2 separate regions of the Homo sapiens genome follow, and region 2 is linked to region 1. A link is a loop called in an ENCODE intact Hi-C map of the cell type or tissue named here. Cell type or tissue: heart left ventricle. All regions are shown on one strand. Each heading gives the region's core, and the rest is flanking DNA. Links, peaks and the distances in the headings are about the cores only.

Region 1 (2,916 bases), core at 196-2,695:
TAAGTCTCTAATACATAGTTCCAAAATTGCCCTCCAAAGCTGTTTTTAAAACCAGTCTACGTTTCCATGGGCAATTCATGAAAGTGTCTGCTTCTCTGCACCTTCAGCAACACTAAGCGTTATTCTTTGTTTCATTCTTGATAAATGAAAAATTGCATCTCTAAGTTGTTTTAGGGTGCATTTCCTACCCACTGGGAACACTGACTGTTCTTTTGCCAGTGTGTGGCTCTTTGTGGGGTCACCTGAGGGTAGCGGCCTGCATCTACCATCATCTGTTGAAGGTCTGTGACCATAGAAGGGAGGGTCTCCTTGGCCTATGGGCCAGTGATCAAGCCTCTCCAGGAAATGTTGGGGAGAGTAGCCAAAGGCTAGACTTCTGGAGTCCACGAGATTTCCAGACTGGAATCATCTGGAATCATGGAGCTGACCTTCCTTCACAGGAGGCCGGGCCATCCCCGTGATCCCCTGCTAAGGGTCATGGTGGGCAGGACAGACACAAGTCCTAATGTGGACCCAGAGCCTGGTGGTTGGGGGTGAGGGGAGACCTTGGGTAGGCCCAGGCGAGGACTGGACGTTTTTGGGGACTGGCAGGGAAGGGAAGCTAATGCCAGGCCCTGAGACCTGGAAGGCTGTTACGGACTCTGAGATGCCCGAGGGAGTTGAATAAGGAGGAAGGAGGGGCCATCCAGGAAGCAGGCTGAGCACAAGCAAAGGCCCAGAGCAGGTTCAAGCATGGGGTGGGCTCAAGCCCAGATCAGGACCACACGGCCCGCGCATCCTCTCCGCCACACTCCCTCCCCAGAGGCCGCGCGCGCCCGCATGCCCCGCTCAGGCCCAGCTCGTCCGCAACCTAATGAAAGCCGAGGTGGGGGTTGTCCAAACATCTCCCGACCCTCACTCTGTGCCTGACCTGGGCCGCGCCCTGAGCCACCGCGCAATTGCCCACATTTCACAGATGGGGGGATTGTGCACGGACCAAGAATGGTCAAGGGCCTCCAGGCCCCACGAGGGGCCGAGAAATAGCCACGCGCGCCGGGGGTTTGAGGGCTGGAGAACCTCATGGAAGAGGCGGTGGGGCGCCCTGCCCCAAGAGACCCCGGGCTGAACAGAGACAGCGGTCTCCGGCCCCCGTGCCCGCCCTACTGGGCTGACGGCTACACGGGCTGGTCTGCCGATTCCGCAGGTGACAGCGCGAGGGACGCAGCGAGGGCGCAGGCCGCCGCGAGGCGCGGTTTCCAAGCCCAGTCGCCGGCGCCGCCCAGGAGCAGCCGCAGTGCAATGCTGCCCCCTGCCGGCAACCGCGGGAACGGGCCCCAGGCGCTGCCGCGCGAGCCGCCCCAGGAGGGAGGACCTGTCCCAAGGATAACCGCACCTCTACGTGGTCCGGAAGGCCTGCACGCTGATGGGCGGTGGGAAGCCCAACAGGGCCTGGTCTCAGTGAAAATAACAGCAATAGCCCACATTTACATAGCGTTTACTACGAGACAGGCACTATTTTAATGCTTTGCATACATTAACTCATGTAATCCTCACCCAATCCTTCACAAGGGAGGCGCTCTTATTATTCCCATTTTACAGAGCAGTAAATGGAGGCACAAGAGAGTTATGTAACATGCCCAGCTGGTATGTGGCAAAATAGGATTTGAACCCAGGCATTCTGGCTCCCCAGCCCACGTCTTTGAACTATCTGCCAGTCAGAAAAGCCAGTGGGGGATCCACTTTACACAGCCCAGCACCCCTGTGTAAATTCCTGCGGATTTCTAGAGCCCAACCCCCATGGTCAGCCCCTGCTGCAAATAACAGGCAGGCGTCCTATAGCGTGGATCATTAACCATTCTCCGTCTGGACCACACACGGAGGGACTGGGACCCTGGATTTCCCAGGGGTCTGTTGGAGACTGCCTGAGCCTTCCCTGAGAGCCTTAAAAGGCCAGGATCCAAAGAGGTGACCCCAGTGTCCTCCTCCTCAGGCCATCCAAGATCCGAAGCAGGAAGAGGGCCTGGGTGAGCTCAGCTTTTGTGAAGAGCTCACTGTGTGCAGCATCTGTCCTGGCAGCCCCCAGTTCTTGCCGCTTCCCCCTCACCCTGATTCCTGCCAAAGTTTCAGGCTCAGCTCTGTCAAAACAGTAAGTCAAATTGTGACAGTCCTACTTAAAGCTCTTTACTACAACTCAACAACAAAACCAACCTGATTAAAAAATCAGGCAAAGGACATGAATAGACGTATCTCCAAAAATGAGATATAAATGACCAATAAGCACATGAAAAGATGCTCAACATCACTAGCCATTAGGGAAATGCAATAAAAACCACAATGAGATACCACCTCACATCCATTACACACTAATCACAATCAATCAATAAATCAAGCAAGGATGTGGAGAAATTGGAACCCTTGTGAATTGTTTGTGGGAACGTAAGAGGGTGCAGCCGCTATGGAATACAGTAGGCCATTTCTCAAAAAATTGAAAATAGAACTACCATATGATTTTCAATTTAACCGAAAGGGTCAAAATCTCACTTAAAGAGTATATTAAGTGCAAAGTTCAAGGACAAGTGGTCCAGGAAGCAAAGATTCCAAAGGATGGAAGTCAGTGTAGATCCAAAGTGTAGAAGTTTAGGATCGTGCATACAGATAAAGTTTAGGGAAGCTTAACAGAACATTTAACATCTTTTTATGTAAGACTTAATACATAGTTACAATGATCTGATTAGTCAAGATGGTCTTTTTCTTCTGGGAAAGGTACACTTAACATTCCACACTGAAGATATAACTATCATGGGGTCTTGGCTGCTATCTGGTCTAAGTTAGGTACAGGACAATAAAAAAGGCAGTTAATTTATAACAAAGATCAGTGACTGGAAGGGGGGAGTTATGGTCTCTGGTCTCCCCTAGTCATTTACAGAACAAGAGCAA
Region 2 (2,916 bases), core at 162-2,661, 1.4 Mb before region 1:
AGGACAAGGTGCACATGAGCTAGATTGTTAATTTCAATAGTCTTCATGGATCAAACTGTCTTATTATCTTCTGCAGTTAAGCATCTTGACAAAAGCAGTTATTTCTTCCCCAGCTCCTCCCTTTTGATGACATTCGTGGCTGTTAACTCATTAATTTATGCAGTGTCACCAATTCTCAGAAAAGGATGATTTCCATTGAGGCTAATGAGGTGACACCCAATGAACAAGGCTGATGTGTAAAGGAGACTCAGCTGTTGGTAAGCAGCTCCATGTGTCTCTTGCAATTCCAGATGAAGCTACTGCCAGTGAGGCCAGAGGCCTTGGTCCTATTGAGTATCAGAATGTATCCTTCACAAATCGGGAAGTCTCCTCCATGAGAGACATAGTACCCAGAAGGCTGGGGTCACCTTTGGCCAGACTTGGGTAGCTTATTAATCTTCCATAGCATTGATGTTTGCTAAAATGCTTGGCTGACGATTAAAAGATCAACCTAAAAGCATTACAATGTGGTTTCCAATCTTGGAGTTCCTAGGTCATAGGCTAAAACTGGTAATCAGTTGAATGCTGTTGAACAAGATGGATAAGGAAAAGAAAATATTTGAAAAGTATGCAGAACCAGAACCTTTTGGTGAGACCAGACTGTGTGCATAAATATCAAATTAGGGCTAGTCTGCAGGTCAGGCCACTTCTTTTATCACCAAGATGACCTGCATCACTGCAAACATGATGCAGTGGGGGGCCTGTGTTTATTGCTTGCTGTGTTAACAGCAAGATTTGTGTCTCCGGCAAGACTAATTTAATTGGTTCATTTACTCATTTCACAAATATTTGAGCGCCAAGTATGAGTCAGGCACTATTCTAGGCTCTGGGAAATCAGTGATGACAAGGACCAGTCCGTGTGCTCAGGAAGAGAGCATCATGTTGGAAGAAATGGACAATTAATAGGTTGATAGGTACATATGCAATGTAATTTCAGGTGCATAAGACTACAAGGAAAAATAAAGCAAGACTAAATGGAAGGTGACAGGGAGTGAAAGAGCTATTTCAGAAGAAGCATTTGGGGAACTCTCTAAGGGGATTATACTTGGGCAAAGGGCTAAATGAAGTGAAGAAGTAAAATACAAGACCTGGGGGAATTGCAACAAGAAATGCTGTTGGCTCTACCTCCCAATTATATACAGAATATACACACTTCTCCCAACCTTCATGGCCAAATCTCTGACCCCATTAGCATTAATTCCTTATTGTGGGTCACCCAATGGCCTCCAGACCAATATCCTTGCTTTACTCTCTCTTCCCTCCCATCACACACAGTCTATTCTTAACACAATGTCCAGAACACATCTTTAAAATTCTGTCATTTAATGCCATTTTGGTGCTAAAAATCCTGAATGGCTCCCTATTTTGTTCAGCATCAAATTTCAAGTTCTTACCATGGCCTAGGAGGACTGATGAGCTCTAGTTATTTCCTGTGGATCTGTGAACAGGATGAGTGCTGTGTGCAATATAGGGATGAACACTTGTTCCCCATTGCCATCCTAAACCCTGGAGGAACAAAGGTTTCTGCTGCTTCCATTTCCAGCTTTCTAGGCCTGTTGTTGACTCTGGACATACATGAGGAGGCTGGAAACAGTGGAGACTGTAATAAGAGTTTAGGAATAAGAGAGCTTCCTATCTCCCCGTCTCATTCCTGGAAAACAATGAGAGGATTTGGTAAATGGCAAGGCATCAAACTTGGTATATTGGTTAGGGTGGGTAAAATGCACAGCCTCCAATTTTAATATTTTAAAACAATAAAAGTTTATCTGGGGTCCATGCAAAGTTTGGGGGTTGAGGGTGTTCATTCTACTAGAACTGAGATCCACTAGGACCCAGAGATTTTCTCTATCTGGTGGTTTAAAGAAGAAAGAGAGAAAACATGGAGGATGGCACAAAATATTTTGGAGCTTGGTCTGGAAGTGGTATAGATCACTTTCTACCTACATTCCACTGGCCAGAGCAGATCATATGCCCACCTCCTTACAAAAAGGCAGGAAAGTGTTGTTTCTTATGTGCCTAGGAAGGGGAAATTTTGGTGAAGATCTGGTCATGTTCTGCTACCCCTGGAAGAGCTGGATCATGGAATGTGAGTTGGTCTAAATGTTGAAAATTTCAGGCAAAGGAAATGACATACAGGGCACAGTCCAGTACAGACACCAGAGAAGTCAAGGCATATTTCGGGACTTTACATGTCTTTTTTGACTTGAGAGAAGGGTATTAGTGGGGAGAATGTTATGAGTTAACACCTGAGAGAAAGGCTGCGGTCAGACTCTGTGGTGCCCTCTGTGCCATGCGAAAGTGTTTGGGCTTTGCTCTGTAGTAAAGAGGAAGAGGCCATCAAAAGACTTTAAATAAAGGATTTTCATGTTTAGAGTGATATTTTGGAAAGTCATTCTAAAATGGAGGAAAAGACTAGAAGCAAGGACATCATCAGGAGGCTGCTACTTCTAGTATTCCCTATCTCAGAGATTCTCAAACTTGACTCACACATAAGCTATGTTTTCCAACTTTACACAGCACTGATATATTTATGTATAGATATATACATATCGCATATGCACATATATAAAACAGTTCATGATAGTTTGTATTATAATATATTTTATTTTTTTAAATGATGGCTGCCACACATTAAATTGAATTCTCTACCCTCTAATGGATTGTAAACTGCACTGTGAAAACTACTGCCCTATTTTATTAAAAGACAGCACCCTGCAGACAGTCTCCAGGCCCAAATCTGGGCATCATGTGAGGCACCCCAGTCATCCTTACATGTCTCTCCTCCATGAGAGACATAGTACCCAGAAGGTACCCCCCACAGCCCATTGGTCACATTACTTCTGGTCTATTTCTCAAGTTTCCCTCACCTAATTTTTG

Evidence for each region. Hi-C counts contacts between places; a loop is a spot of excess contacts. Peaks named below come from ENCODE experiments on the same cell type or tissue, not always from the same donor. Only the 100,000 strongest peaks of a DNase experiment are listed, where the experiment ranks them.
Region 2: it touches region 1 in a loop (5-fold over the local background); 16 of 110 quality-filtered maps call a loop at or near these places.

Annotation. Positions count from the first base shown.
Region 1 is chr10:86,376,123-86,379,038 of GRCh38, forward strand. No RefSeq gene overlaps it. Among named protein-coding and RNA genes, the nearest start is that of GRID1, 11 kb to the left of the region's middle. RefSeq lists an enhancer at 952-1,494 and silencers at 972-1,170, 1,130-1,424, 1,274-1,323, 1,334-1,393. In heart left ventricle, for the core only: a CTCF peak has its summit at 1,292 (motif pointing left); a DNase peak (open chromatin) is centred at 1,279; H3K4me3 peaks cover 310 bases; H3K27me3 peaks cover 2,163 bases.
Region 2 is chr10:84,933,669-84,936,584 of GRCh38, forward strand. No RefSeq gene overlaps it. Among named protein-coding and RNA genes, the nearest start is that of LINC01519, 260 kb to the right of the region's middle. In heart left ventricle, for the core only: no CTCF peak of the experiment used is centred there; no DNase peak of the experiment used is centred there.